Linked DNA regions of Homo sapiens: region 2 is linked to region 1. The links are chromatin contacts, found by Hi-C or POLR2A ChIA-PET in ENCODE. All regions are on one chromosome and are shown on one strand. Each heading gives the region's core, a stretch centred on a gene start or an enhancer-like site at or near the end of the contact. The rest is flanking DNA. Distances are from core to core; before and after follow the strand shown.

Region 1 (5,678 bases), core at 2,668-5,167:
TGTGACGGTAACAATGCTCTATTTGGGCCGGGCGCCGTGGCTCACGCCTGTAATCCCAGCACTTTGGGAGGCTGAGGCGGGCAGATCACCTGAGGTCAGGAGTTCAAGACCAGCCTGGCCAACATGACGAAACCCTGTCTCTACTAAAAGTACAAAAATTAGCCGGGCGTGGTGGGGCGTGCCTGTAATCACAGCTACTCAGGAGGCTGAGGCAGGAGAATTGCTTGAACCCCGCGGAGCTTGCAATGAACCCAGATCACGCTATTGCACTCCAGCCTGGGCAACAAGAGTGAGACTCCGTCTCAAAAAAACAAAACAAAACAAAAAACAATGCTCTATTTGACATATCTCTTTTTAACTGGTGACAAATACTTGTAAGAGTCTAAAAGAGACTAATAGTACTTTCTTTTGCTTTTTCTCCCACATGGTCTGACCAACAAAGAAAACTCTATGACTGCTAGATTAACAAATAACTTCAGAGTCTGCTCATTTAAATAAATGTTATTTAAGTAACATTTAAATAAATAGTGTTAAATTGGCATCTGGAATTATGTGTAAAATATTTCAGAATCTCACTTAGTAAGTCCTTCTCAGATTATATCTAGTTGTTTTATCCTGAAGTCCTCATTTTGAGAAGCCTGCCGTGATACAGAAGGAGGCCACTGGTGTAGCATAGTCACAGACTACTTGCTCAGCCCCGTGGGTGCTCCCTTCTGCCTACCCCTGACTTTAGCCACACCACAATATTTCTGCGTTTTTGAAGGTGACACCCATTTTCTTATTGCCCAGAATGCTATTTGGCACTCTTCCCACTCCCACCCATAATATTATTTATTCTGTGCTCCTTAGGCTTTTTATTCATATCTCTACTGCAGCATTTATCATCTTATAATGTGTGTTTTACTGATAATCAAGTGAAGTGATTCTTTACGCTATTTTTTTTTATGGATGGACAATACACACATAGGATTCAAAATTCAAAGACCATAAGAAGTTACAATGAAAAGATCCTCCATCCATCCCTGTCTGTAGGACATCCAACTTTCTCTTTCCTCAGAGGCCACCACTGATAGCAATTTATCCAGTATCCTTCCAAAAATATTTTACATTTATACACACACACAAACACACACAAAATTCTACTGCACATTATCCTGTATCTTGCTTTTATTGCATTTGACAGCAAATTTTGGAAATCATCCCATTATTAGCACCTGGAGAAGCCGTATAGTATACACTGGTTATAAATAGGGATTCTGAAACCAGATTCTGGTTTTGAATCATGTTTTCACTACTCATTACCTGTTACCAACCTAAGTAACAAACATAGAGGCTCTCTAAAGACAAATACATTTATTTGGGAATAAAGCATTGTAATGGGAATCCATATGCTATAAAGTACATGTGTATTCAAGGAGGTAAAGGAAGACAAAGGTTTTTAAAGAAAAAAATAAGGAGGGTTACAATAACAAGGGCGATGCCAGTCCAAGGTTGGGAAGGCAGTTGTTGGACAAATGGTCTTGTAGAAGTATTTTTTGTGTGTGTAAGGTTTTGATGGCCTGTGTTTATGGTTGTGGCTCTTACCATCTTTTGTGATAGTTTTTGTTATTAGGCATACAAGCGTGAGAACTTTCTCTTTATGGCTTTTCTTGGCTCTGTGTCAGGATTTTCTTAACATTAGTGATTTCATTTTGATTGACAACTTTCCCACTGTACAATTTCACACTTTAGGCAATTTACTCGAGCTCTCTGAACCCCCATTTTATGATCTGTAAAACAGGTATAAAAATAGTAATTTTTCACAAAGTTGTTATGAAAGCTAAATGATTTAACATATGTAGAGAGCTTTTTAGGACATTATCTGGCACATGATAAGCAGTAAATAATTATGAAAAAGAGCCTTCTTATTTTTTACTAGATAGAATGATGTACTGTAATTTATTGCTAATCAGTCAAATTGCTTCAGTCTTATACTACAAACAGTGCTGCTGGAAACCCCTGCATATATTATTTTGCATATTTTCAAAAATAGTAAATTCCTAGGGGTGAAATTTCTGATGTAAAGATAGGTGCATTTTAAAATTTTGACAGGTATTACCAAATTTTCCTTTATGAAAGCACTACCAATTTGTGGGGCCACCAGCAATGATTGAGAATTAAGGTCTGGGAGGCTTATTCAGGATTTTCCATTCCTATAGCAGAATACTATGACTGGCCTATGGTGAATAGTAGATGCTTAATAAATGTTAGTAAATTGGATGGTAAATAGTATACGAAAAACAGTTGGGTTTGGGTGAAAACAAGAAAAACTTTTAAAAATCTACTCTGGCATCTTTTGCTAGCAGGCATTGACAATTAGGAGAAGGCAAGGTGTTAACTTTTACTGATCTCCCACTTTTTTTTTTGAGACAAGGCCTGGCTTTATCACCCAGGCTGGAGTGCAGTGGTGCGATCTCAGCTCACTGTAAACTCCGCCTACCAGGCTCAAGCCATCCTCCTACATCAGCCCCCTAAGTAGCTGGGACAACAGGGGCGCGCCACCACTCCTGGCTAATTTTTGTGCTTTTTGCAGAGACGGGGTTTTGCTATGTTGCCCAGGCTGGTTGCGAACTCCTGGGCTCAAGGGATCCGCCCGCCTCCACCTCCCAAAGTGCTGGGATTACAGGCATGAGCCACCGCGCCCACCCCTCTAGTTTCCAGTTTAGTCGGAAAGATTAAAAACGCCAGCCTTGTTTTCCTAGTGCTGTTTTTGGTTTTTACCTCGGGTCTTTTGTCGTGCCTTAAAATCATGTCTGGTTGCGCAAGTGAGGGAAAGGATTGGGTAAAGGGGGCGCCACCGCAAGTTGCTGTGCAACATCCAGACATCACCAGACCCACCACCTGGAGCCTGGCCTGGCGGTGTCAAACGCATTCTGGTCTCATCTTTTTAGAAACCCGTGGATGCTCAAGGAATTTCCGGATAACGTGATCCCGGATGCGCTTGACTGACTTACACGGAACGAGCAAAGCGCAAAGCAGTCCCTGCTAAGGACTTAGTTTATGCCCTCAAGCGCAAAGGTCGGACCCTCTATGGTGTTGGTAGCTATATGCACGTACCTCATGTACATTTCACCTTAAATGGCTTTCAAAGAGCTAGATTAATTTAGTGGATAGATCAAAATGATTTATGACCCCTCGCCCCCCAGTGATAGGAAGAGCGAACCAGCTCTTCTTTAGATAATAGTGAGTGGCTCTGAAAAGAGCCTTTGGGTTGGACAAGAGCTTGAGAATTTACTTGGAGCTGGTGTACTTGGTGACGGCCTTGGTGCCCTCCGACACCGCGTGCTTGGCCAGCTCCCCCGGAAGCAGCAGGCGCACGGCGGTCTGGATCTCCCTGGAGGTGATGGTCGAGCGCTTGTTGTAGTGCGCCAGGCGGGAAGCCTCGCTTGCGATGCGCTCGAAGATGTCGTTGACGAAGGAGTTCATGATTCCCATGGCCTTAGAAGAGATGCCGGTGTCGGGGTGGACCTGCTTCAGCACCTTGTACACGTACACGGAGTAGCTCTCCTTGCGGCTGCGCTTGCGCTTCTTGCCATCCTTCTTCTGGGCCTTGGTCACCGCCTTCTTGGAGCCCTTCTTCGGGGCGGGAGCAGACTTGGCCAGCTCGGGCATAATGAAACAATAGTGGCAAAACCAAAACAAGAAGTCGGTCTCCTCTTTTTATATAATAGTTTATGCGGCCGAGGTAGTGGGAAGGTCTCTGCTGATTGGTAATTATCCGTGGATGACGACAGATGCCAGTTTTGCCCAATCAAAATAGGTATCCTGCATAATCGAGTCCTATTGGTCTAAATAAAAATAAAACGTAAGCCAATCGCACAGCTTCCTTTTCGCGCCCAGTAGAGGCTATAAAATGTACGTTTTTCTAGTTTCACTTCAGTCTTTCTTGACCGTATAGATAATAGGCCTTTTGCCATGTCTGGGCGTGGCAAGCAGGGAGGCAAAGCTCGCGCCAAGGCCAAGACCCGCTCTTCTCGGGCCGGGCTTCAGTTTCCCGTAGGCCGAGTGCATCGCCTGCTCCGCAAAGGCAACTATGCGGAGCGGGTCGGTGCTGGAGCGCCGGTGTACCTGGCGGCGGTGCTGGAGTACCTGACCGCCGAGATCCTGGAGCTGGCTGGCAACGCGGCCCGCGACAACAAGAAGACTCGCATCATCCCGCGTCACCTCCAGCTGGCCATCCGCAACGATGAGGAGCTCAACAAGCTTCTGGGCAAAGTCACCATCGCACAGGGTGGCGTCCTGCCCAACATCCAGGCCGTGCTACTGCCCAAGAAGACCGAGAGCCACCACAAGGCGAAGGGCAAGTAGAAGCCTGGATTAGTTTGCAGCAACTCAATCCCAAAGGAACCAAAGGCTCTTTTCAGAGCCACCTACAATTTTGTGGAAGAACTGAGCACTATGTTTAATGTAATTTCTCGTCTTTGCCTACTTCTAAACCACTCCAAAGGTTACGTAGATCAGTCTTCGGTGTCTTGGTTAGGTAGTGACAATCTCGTTAGCTTTATAAAAAGCCTGGATAACATTAAAAGTATTAAACACGCCTTCATCTTAAGCTTAGTGGAAGAAAATTTAGTTTTTCCTAAGCTGGCATTATCCAAGTATGTTGAATTCTGTATGGTTCACCGTCGGGTTTTACTTTTAGTCTGTTGAAGCAAACATGTCTGCTTTGGGGCCAGATGTTTTCTGGGTCTTGGTAAATAACAAACCGGGCATTCGACGTTCAATCCAAATCTAGATCAACGACTTGGATTCTTCATTTCTGAGAAATATCTCTCGAATCTGTATAATTAATTGCATTTGAACATTAATGATTGAGTTGAGAATAATTATTAGACTAATTAGAACAGTTACTTATGGTGCCAGGTAGTTCTCTTTGAAGCATTTTCTGAAAATTCATTGAAATTAAAATTTCCCGAGCTTTCCCACCCCCAGCCACACAAATTGATTTCTTAGTACAGAGATGACTTAATTTGTTTCAGCATGGTAAATTCCACTTTTAAAATATCTGACTTGATGTTTTTAATCTGAATCAGATCTGGATGTACGAATGGAATAGATTCTTAAAAGAAAATGAATTACATTTCTAGAGTATTGGAAAAATAAGCTGCAATGGAATTACTTTAATCTAAAAGTGAAAAGTTCACATAAAGTTGTTTCTTTGACATTTTTTGGCCTTGAATTTCTCACATGCGAACCAGCTTTTCTTGGTTATAAAAATAGAAGTTTTTTAAATTTAAGTGGTCAAAAGATAGAAAATTGAGGGGACAGGTGTATAAGGCTGTCCTGTCCAGTATTGCAGCCACTAGCCAATTGTGGATAGTGATCATTGGAAATTCCATAGCATGAATTTTATATAAAATACACATTGCATTTGGAAAAGTCAGTGCCAAAAAGTGTAAAATACCTAACAATTTTAATTTCGATAACATTGAAATATGTTGGCTATATTGGATTAAGCAAAATATTAAAAATTAATTTTTCCTTGTTTTGTTACAATGTTCTCCTAGATAAGTGTAAATTACTTATATTGCTCTCATTTCCACTGGAAATCGCTAGTATAGTGAACAACTGTATAGCGAAAATAGAAAATAAAATATGGAGACCATGAACTGCTAAGTCTGTCAGAGGAATAGGTGAAC
Region 2 (6,170 bases), core at 2,181-4,680, 1.1 Mb after region 1:
GTCAAATAGGGCTTTTTACAATGATGAAAATGTTCTATATCTGTGCTGTCCACCTGGTAGGTATGACATGCCACGTGTGGCTATTGAGCATTGAAATGGGAATAGTACAACAGCTGTTACCAAAACCTAATAACAAGTATCATTCAAAGCTTGCAGATTTTGTTTTTCCAACTGGGAAATACAAAACATTTAGCACTGTTAATGGACAGAGAAATCCACTTCAGTAGTGAAATTCTTAAGATTCTCCCATTAAAACATACACTTTTTGTCCTTATTCTCAAAATCTGAGAAAGCAACACAAATTTATGGTCTTCTTTAAATCAACATTTGAAAACACCATCGCAAAATTACAACTGAGACAGTGAGAGATCTAACCTAACCAATTCCATCTTGCTTCTAACCTCCAAGCTGTCCTTGTTCATTCCTGGTCGTAGGCTGACCTAACTTTGGGAGGAACTTAGTTTATAGTTTAGCTTTGAAACAAAGACAATAGCAGCCCTTTCCAAAACAAACCCGCTTCCTGCCTGGGGACTAGACTGCTTTCGCAGGACTAACAAATTAGCCACAAGATTATAAATTATGGTTTAGGAGTCATGCAGCTGGAGGCTGCAAGATTCTAAACCTCCCCCAATTGCTCCTCAGGATAACATCACTATTGTAAAACCGAAGATCAGTTCTTGAGATATTTTGCAGCCCCTGTACTCTATGGATCAGCTAGCACCACCCATAACGATAAACTGGCTCATCTGGTCTTGTGGCCCCCATCCAGAAATTAAGCCAACACAAGAGGACAGCTTCGACTCCCTCTGATTTCATCTCCGACCCGACTAATCAACTTTCCCAACTCACTGGTCCCCTACCCACCAAATTATCCTTAAAAACTGCAATCCACTTGGGGAGACTGATTTGAATAATAATAAAACGGGTCTCCCACACAGCCGGCTTTGCATGCCCGTCTTGATAAATGGTTCTGTCTAGGCAGTGGGCAAGCTGAACTCATTGGGTGGTTACACATTTTCAAATTTTCAGAGCTTTCCTTAGACTAAAACTTTACCATCAGTCCTAAGGTAGTATGATCCATGCTACAAAACTCGCCATAAAACCTTACTATGTAACACTGCTATAGAAATCTATAAAGTGTTTCCTTCGTAGGAGGGCCGTAGGCAGCCATGGCGCCCAGCAGGAATGGCATGATGTTGAAGCCCCACTTCCACAAGGACTGGCAGCAGCGTGTGGCCACGTGGTTCAACCAGAAGATCCGCAGAATCAAGGCCCGGCAAGCCAAAGGGCGCTGCATCGCCCCGCGCCCGGAGAGTCGGGACCCATCTGGCCCATTGTGCTGTGCCCTGCTGTGCGTTATCACATCAAGGTGCGCGCCGGCAGAGGCTTCAGCCTGGAGCTCAGGGTGGCGGGCATTCACAAGAAGGTGACCCGGACCACTGGCATCTCTGTGGATCCGAGGAGGCAGAACAAGTCCACCGATTCCCTGCAGGCCAATGTGCAGCGTCTGAATGAGTATTGCTCCAAACTCATCCTCTTCCCCAGAAAGCCCTCGGCCCCCAAGAAGGGAGACAGTTCTGCTGAAGAACAGAAATTGGCCACCCAGCTGACAGGACCGGTCATGCCCATCAAGAATGTAAGGAGAAAGCCCGAGTCATCACTGAGAAGTAGAGGAATTGCAAAGCTTTCGCTAGTCTCCGCATGGCCGGTGCCAATGCTTGGCGGCAATGCTCGGCTCTTCGGCATATGGGCAAAAAGAGCCAAGGAAGCTGAAAAACAGGATGTGTGAAAGCAAAAATAAAGCCCTCTTGGGGACTTGTAATAAATACGTTTTAAAAGAAATCTATAAAGTTTAAACTGATTCTTCCTCTGACAGAGAAAGGCAGTTTCTTAACAGATAGAAAACACGTGAAACTGGTGGTCGGTCACTTCCCAATAAGATCTCAGGAGTGGGGAGAAATAACACAAGATTTAGGAACTATGCCAACGTTTACGACCCCAGGTCTAGAGGTCAAGCCGTGCACTTGGTCTCTCAAGTCGCCTGCTTGGCCCTCTTCCAAGTGTACTTTCCTTCATTAGTGCTCTAAATATTTTCAATAATTTTTCACCCCTGCTCTAAGACTTGCCTCGGTCTCTCCTTCGGCATTATGCTCCTCAATCGAATTCTTTCCTTCTCCTGAGGAGGCAAGAATTAATGTTGCTGCAGACTCCTTACAGATAACTGCCACCGCTAATATGTTGAGATGTTCACACATGCATGTGTGAGGCCCTTCAAAATGTGAGCTGCGGTTAGAATTGGGAAGAGAAGGGAGTGGGGATATGTATCTTTGTTTTCTGATTGCCTTCCATATCTTTTAAAACTAGCTAAGTGCTGCTTCAAGTCAGCCAGATACGAAGGCTTCAATTTATTTAACACAATAAAGAACTTCTATTTGGATCCAAAGCTTACATTATGCTTTAATAAAAGTTACCCTAATAAAGTCAGAAACAATAACAATGAGTCAAAGAAATGCATACAAAGTAGGCCAGGCGTGGTGGCTCACGCCTGGAATCCCGGCACTTTAGGAGGCAGAGGCGGGTGGATCGTGGATCACTTGAGTTCAGGAGTTCGAGACCAGCCTGGCCAACATGGTGAAACCCCCGTTTCCACTAAAAAAAAAAAAATTAGCCGGGCATGGTGGTGCATCATGCCTGTAATTCCAGCTACTCGGGAGGCTAAGGCAGGAGAATCACTTGCATCTGGGAGGCACAGCTTGCACGTGAACCGAGATGGTGCCATTGCACTCTGCACTCCAGCCTGGGAGACAGAGTGAGACTCTTGTCTCCAAAAAAAAAAAAAAAAAAAGCCTACAAAAAGCTTACAAAGTCTAAAATCGGACGAACAAGAGGACACCTGATGGGGGAAAAGAAAAGAGATTGCGATGGGAAGAGAGTGGTGGGGAAATCCGTGGGACAGTTTTCCTATTTTCTGGGTCTGTCCCTTGACCAAGGAACAGCTCAAAAAAGAAAGGATCTAAAATAAATTGTAAAAAATTACCTGTGGTTTCGCATTTGTTTTCTGTCTTTTTCTTTCTTGCTTGATCTTCGATAATACTGGGAAATGTAACCAATGTGATTGGGCTTGTTAATTTGGTGCCTTGCTTGTTTTTCGGGTTTTGGAATTCTGCCAGTCTGTGCTTCCGCGGCCTCTTTCATTTTGTCTTTCATCTCTTGACACAGCCACCCAGGGTGGTGTCAAAGCCTTAGAGCAGAAATGCATCAATATTGAAAGCAAAACGGAGCTTGTTTTCCTTGGTTTCCATGTGAATTTGAAGAATTGAGAGAGAATGAAAGTGCCACAAAAACAAAAGAAAAAAAATTGAGGCGAGTCGTGGACATGATAGACATGATTTTGCAAACAAGGCACATCTAGGAGAAAAGGCGGGAGAAAAATGAAGCTGGAGGTGCCGGGGATTGAACCCGGGGCCTCGTGCATGCTAAGCACGCGCTCTACCACTGAGCTACACCCCCCAACGCTCAACGTGGGCCAAAATATTTCTATGACCTGTTACTATTATCGGTCGTGCCAAGAAGCATATTTTGTCGAACTTAATTTTGAATTCGCTATACTGGATATTGTTTCCTGACTGCGCTGAGAGAAGGAAAACTGAATGTTATATCGAAAGTCCCGTGCTGGGCCTGGGATCTCCCGCTGCAGGTCACCCTCTCGGACGGCCGCTCGACAACCACCTATCGGGGTTTATAAGGGAGCCGTCCTGCCTGGCCGCCCCCCAGAGAAAGGTCTGTGATGGGGTGATTCTGCTTGGAAAGGTTGCCAGGAAACCGCGAGCATAACGCAGAAAGATAAAACGAAAGCCCTAAACGCCGCCGTGGGAATTTAAGTCCAAGGGGCAGAGAAAACAGGAGGGGAATTGCAGATCGGCTTGTCCCGGTCGTAGTTACTGCCCCTGCAGGTTCCCGCGCCCAGCCTCGGGATGGAGAACCTGGCACGCTACGTTTCGCGGGCTCTGAGACTCGGGTGGTGAGAGTCGCCGAGATGCGCACTGGGAAGAGAAAAGAGCCAGGACGCACCTGCATTTATGGCGCCATCGCCCGGGCGGAATCCTCCACGGAATAAAAAGTATGCAGAAGCAAGGCGATTTATGACTGCATAAACCCTCCGTGCTCCTGGAGAGTTCTTAGACCTCTCCACTCCTTGGCACAACTGACCTCTCCACTCTTCGACAAACTGGCAAGCGCTTGCCGCCGTTCGCCAAACCTTGGTACGACAGTCAATCCAGAAATGAGCTTCTGGAACAAATCCTAAATCCTTTTTTGTCTGTCTTCTTCTGATTCGCTCTCATCCTTAAGGGACCTGTTTCTCCTTCAAAACCTGAAAACATCTAACCTATAGTACCAACCCCAGATCCAGGCCTGGCCTTCCTGACCAGTCAAAGCCAGTTGGACTGTGCGCCTAGAAGTGGACAGACATGCGAAATGCCATACTGTATACGTACAATGCATAGGCCAAAGGCGACCCTATGACCCAGAGATTAGAAAGACTCGGACGTCTTTTGACTGGGTTCAGGTCACACTACTCCCAAAATACGACACCTCGGCATTTGAGAAAACAGCAGAAGCAGAAACGTTTTTCTCTGGGCCCTTGTTCCGTGAAGCGGGCCATGAAAGCTACCTGATCTTCCAATTAAAGTAGGTGATAAGACCGTCAATTCAGAGGGGAGAAAATGTACTTGGAGGAAATAAACGAAGACACAGAGATGCCAAAGAGAACCTGAATAAACAGGCTTTGCTAAGTTCACCCCAGTTTATAACCATTAGATCATACCCCCTTTTATCCAATTATACTGCTATGGGACTATCCACTTCATCAAACCTAAGCATAAAAATATAGGAAGTCCTCACTTATTGTCAGTTGGTTTTTGGAAACTATTACTTTAAGCAAAATAAAACTAATTCTACCATAGACTAGACTAATTGATTTAAGAGTTAATTTTCTTGGCAAATGTCTGATCACAAAAACACCAAATTTCTAAATAAGGACTCCAAACACTTCTAACACTAAATATTGAAAAAAATATGAGCTGCACCTCAAGTTAAGATCAGCAAAAACGACATGATTGATTTATTTTTGGTGAATCAGTGACTGCAATTCTAGTGGTGGCAGGTTATATCAAGGAATAAATGTTTGTGAAATAGCAGTTGTAAGGAGCAACTCCTACTAACACACAATTCGTAAAACATTGTGTCCGGAATTGGCGGGTTCTTGATCTCACTGATTTCAAGAAAGCCACAAGTCCTCCGGATGAGTGTTACAATCGTTAGATGCGGTGTAGCCAGAGTTCATTCCCTCTGACGTTCGGATGTGTTATAGAGTTTCTTCCTTCTGGTGGTTTGGTCTTCTACTGGCTCAGGAGTGAAACTGCAAACCTTGGCAGTCAGTGTTACATCTTCTAAGGCGGCGCCTCCGGAGTTGTTTGTTCTTGCCCGAGAATTCATGTTTTTCCTAACTTCAAAAGATAAGCTGCAGACCATCAACAAATTACAGCTCATAAACGTAGTGTAAACCCAAAGAACAATCAAGATCCATCGCAGAGAGCGAAAAATCACTTCCGCACCGTGGGAAAAAGCCCGAACACGTTGTCGCAGTTGGTTCCGGCAGCCTGCTTTTATTATCTTGTCTGGCCCCACCCACATCCTGCTGATTGGTCCATTTTACAGAGAACTGACTGGTCTGTTTTACAGAGAGCTGATTGGTCCATCTTCACAGAGTGCTCATTGGCGCGTTTACAATCCCTGAGCTAGACACAAAAGTTCTCCAAGTCCCCACCAGAGTAGCTAGATACAGAGTGTCCATTAGTGAATTCACAAACCCTGAGCTAGACACAGGGTGCTGATTGGTGTGTTTACAAACCTTGAGCTAGATACAGAGTGCCGATTGGTGTATTTACAATCCCTTCGCTAGACATAAAGGTTCTCCAAGTCCCCACCAGAGTAGCTAAATACAGAGTGTCCATTGGTGCATTCACAAACCCTGAGCTAGACACAGGGTGCCGATTGGTGTGTTTACAAACCTTGAGCTAGATACAGAGTGCCGATTGGTGTATTTATAATCCCTTAGGTAGACGTAAACGTTCTCCAAGTCCCTACCAGACTCAGGAGCCCAGCTGGCT

What was found. Hi-C counts contacts between places; a loop is a spot of excess contacts on that map. ChIA-PET counts read pairs that join two places held with the same protein, here RNA polymerase II (POLR2A). Pooled maps may share reads with other maps.
Region 2: a loop to region 1 is called in a map of CD8-positive, alpha-beta T cell, with 2.9 times the contacts of the local background. The contact joins the promoter of LINC01623 here to the promoter of H2AC13 in region 1. A Hi-C loop is called at or near these places in 1 of 168 maps with a recorded cell type or tissue (CD8-positive, alpha-beta T cell), 3 of 37 single-sample maps with no recorded cell type and 12 of 50 pooled maps. POLR2A ChIA-PET finds 5 or more read pairs at or near these places in 19 of 52 experiments (A549, CD4-positive, alpha-beta memory T cell, Caco-2 and 15 more).

Annotation. Positions count from the first base shown.
Region 1 is chr6:27,804,256-27,809,933 of GRCh38, forward strand. H2AC13 (H2A clustered histone 13) reads left to right here and starts at 3,918. Exons shown (of 1, transcript NM_003509.3): 1 at 3,918-4,412. The coding sequence starts at 3,955. The coding sequence ends at 4,347. H2BC13 (H2B clustered histone 13) reads right to left here and starts at 3,674. Exons shown (of 1, transcript NM_003519.4): 1 at 3,224-3,674. The coding sequence starts at 3,651. The coding sequence ends at 3,271. It also overlaps the pseudogene H4C10P. RefSeq lists enhancers at 2,379-2,979, 2,980-3,579, 3,142-3,241, 3,492-3,721, 4,062-4,261 and 2 more.
Region 2 is chr6:28,860,247-28,866,416 of GRCh38, forward strand. LINC01623 (long intergenic non-protein coding RNA 1623) reads right to left here and starts at 3,431. Exons shown (of 2, transcript NR_033379.1): 1 at 3,038-3,431; 2 at 1-1,769. It overlaps TRA-AGC2-2 (tRNA-Ala (anticodon AGC) 2-2), which reads right to left and starts at 3,510; the gene lies at 3,439-3,510. It also overlaps the pseudogene RPL13P. RefSeq lists an enhancer at 5,623-6,170.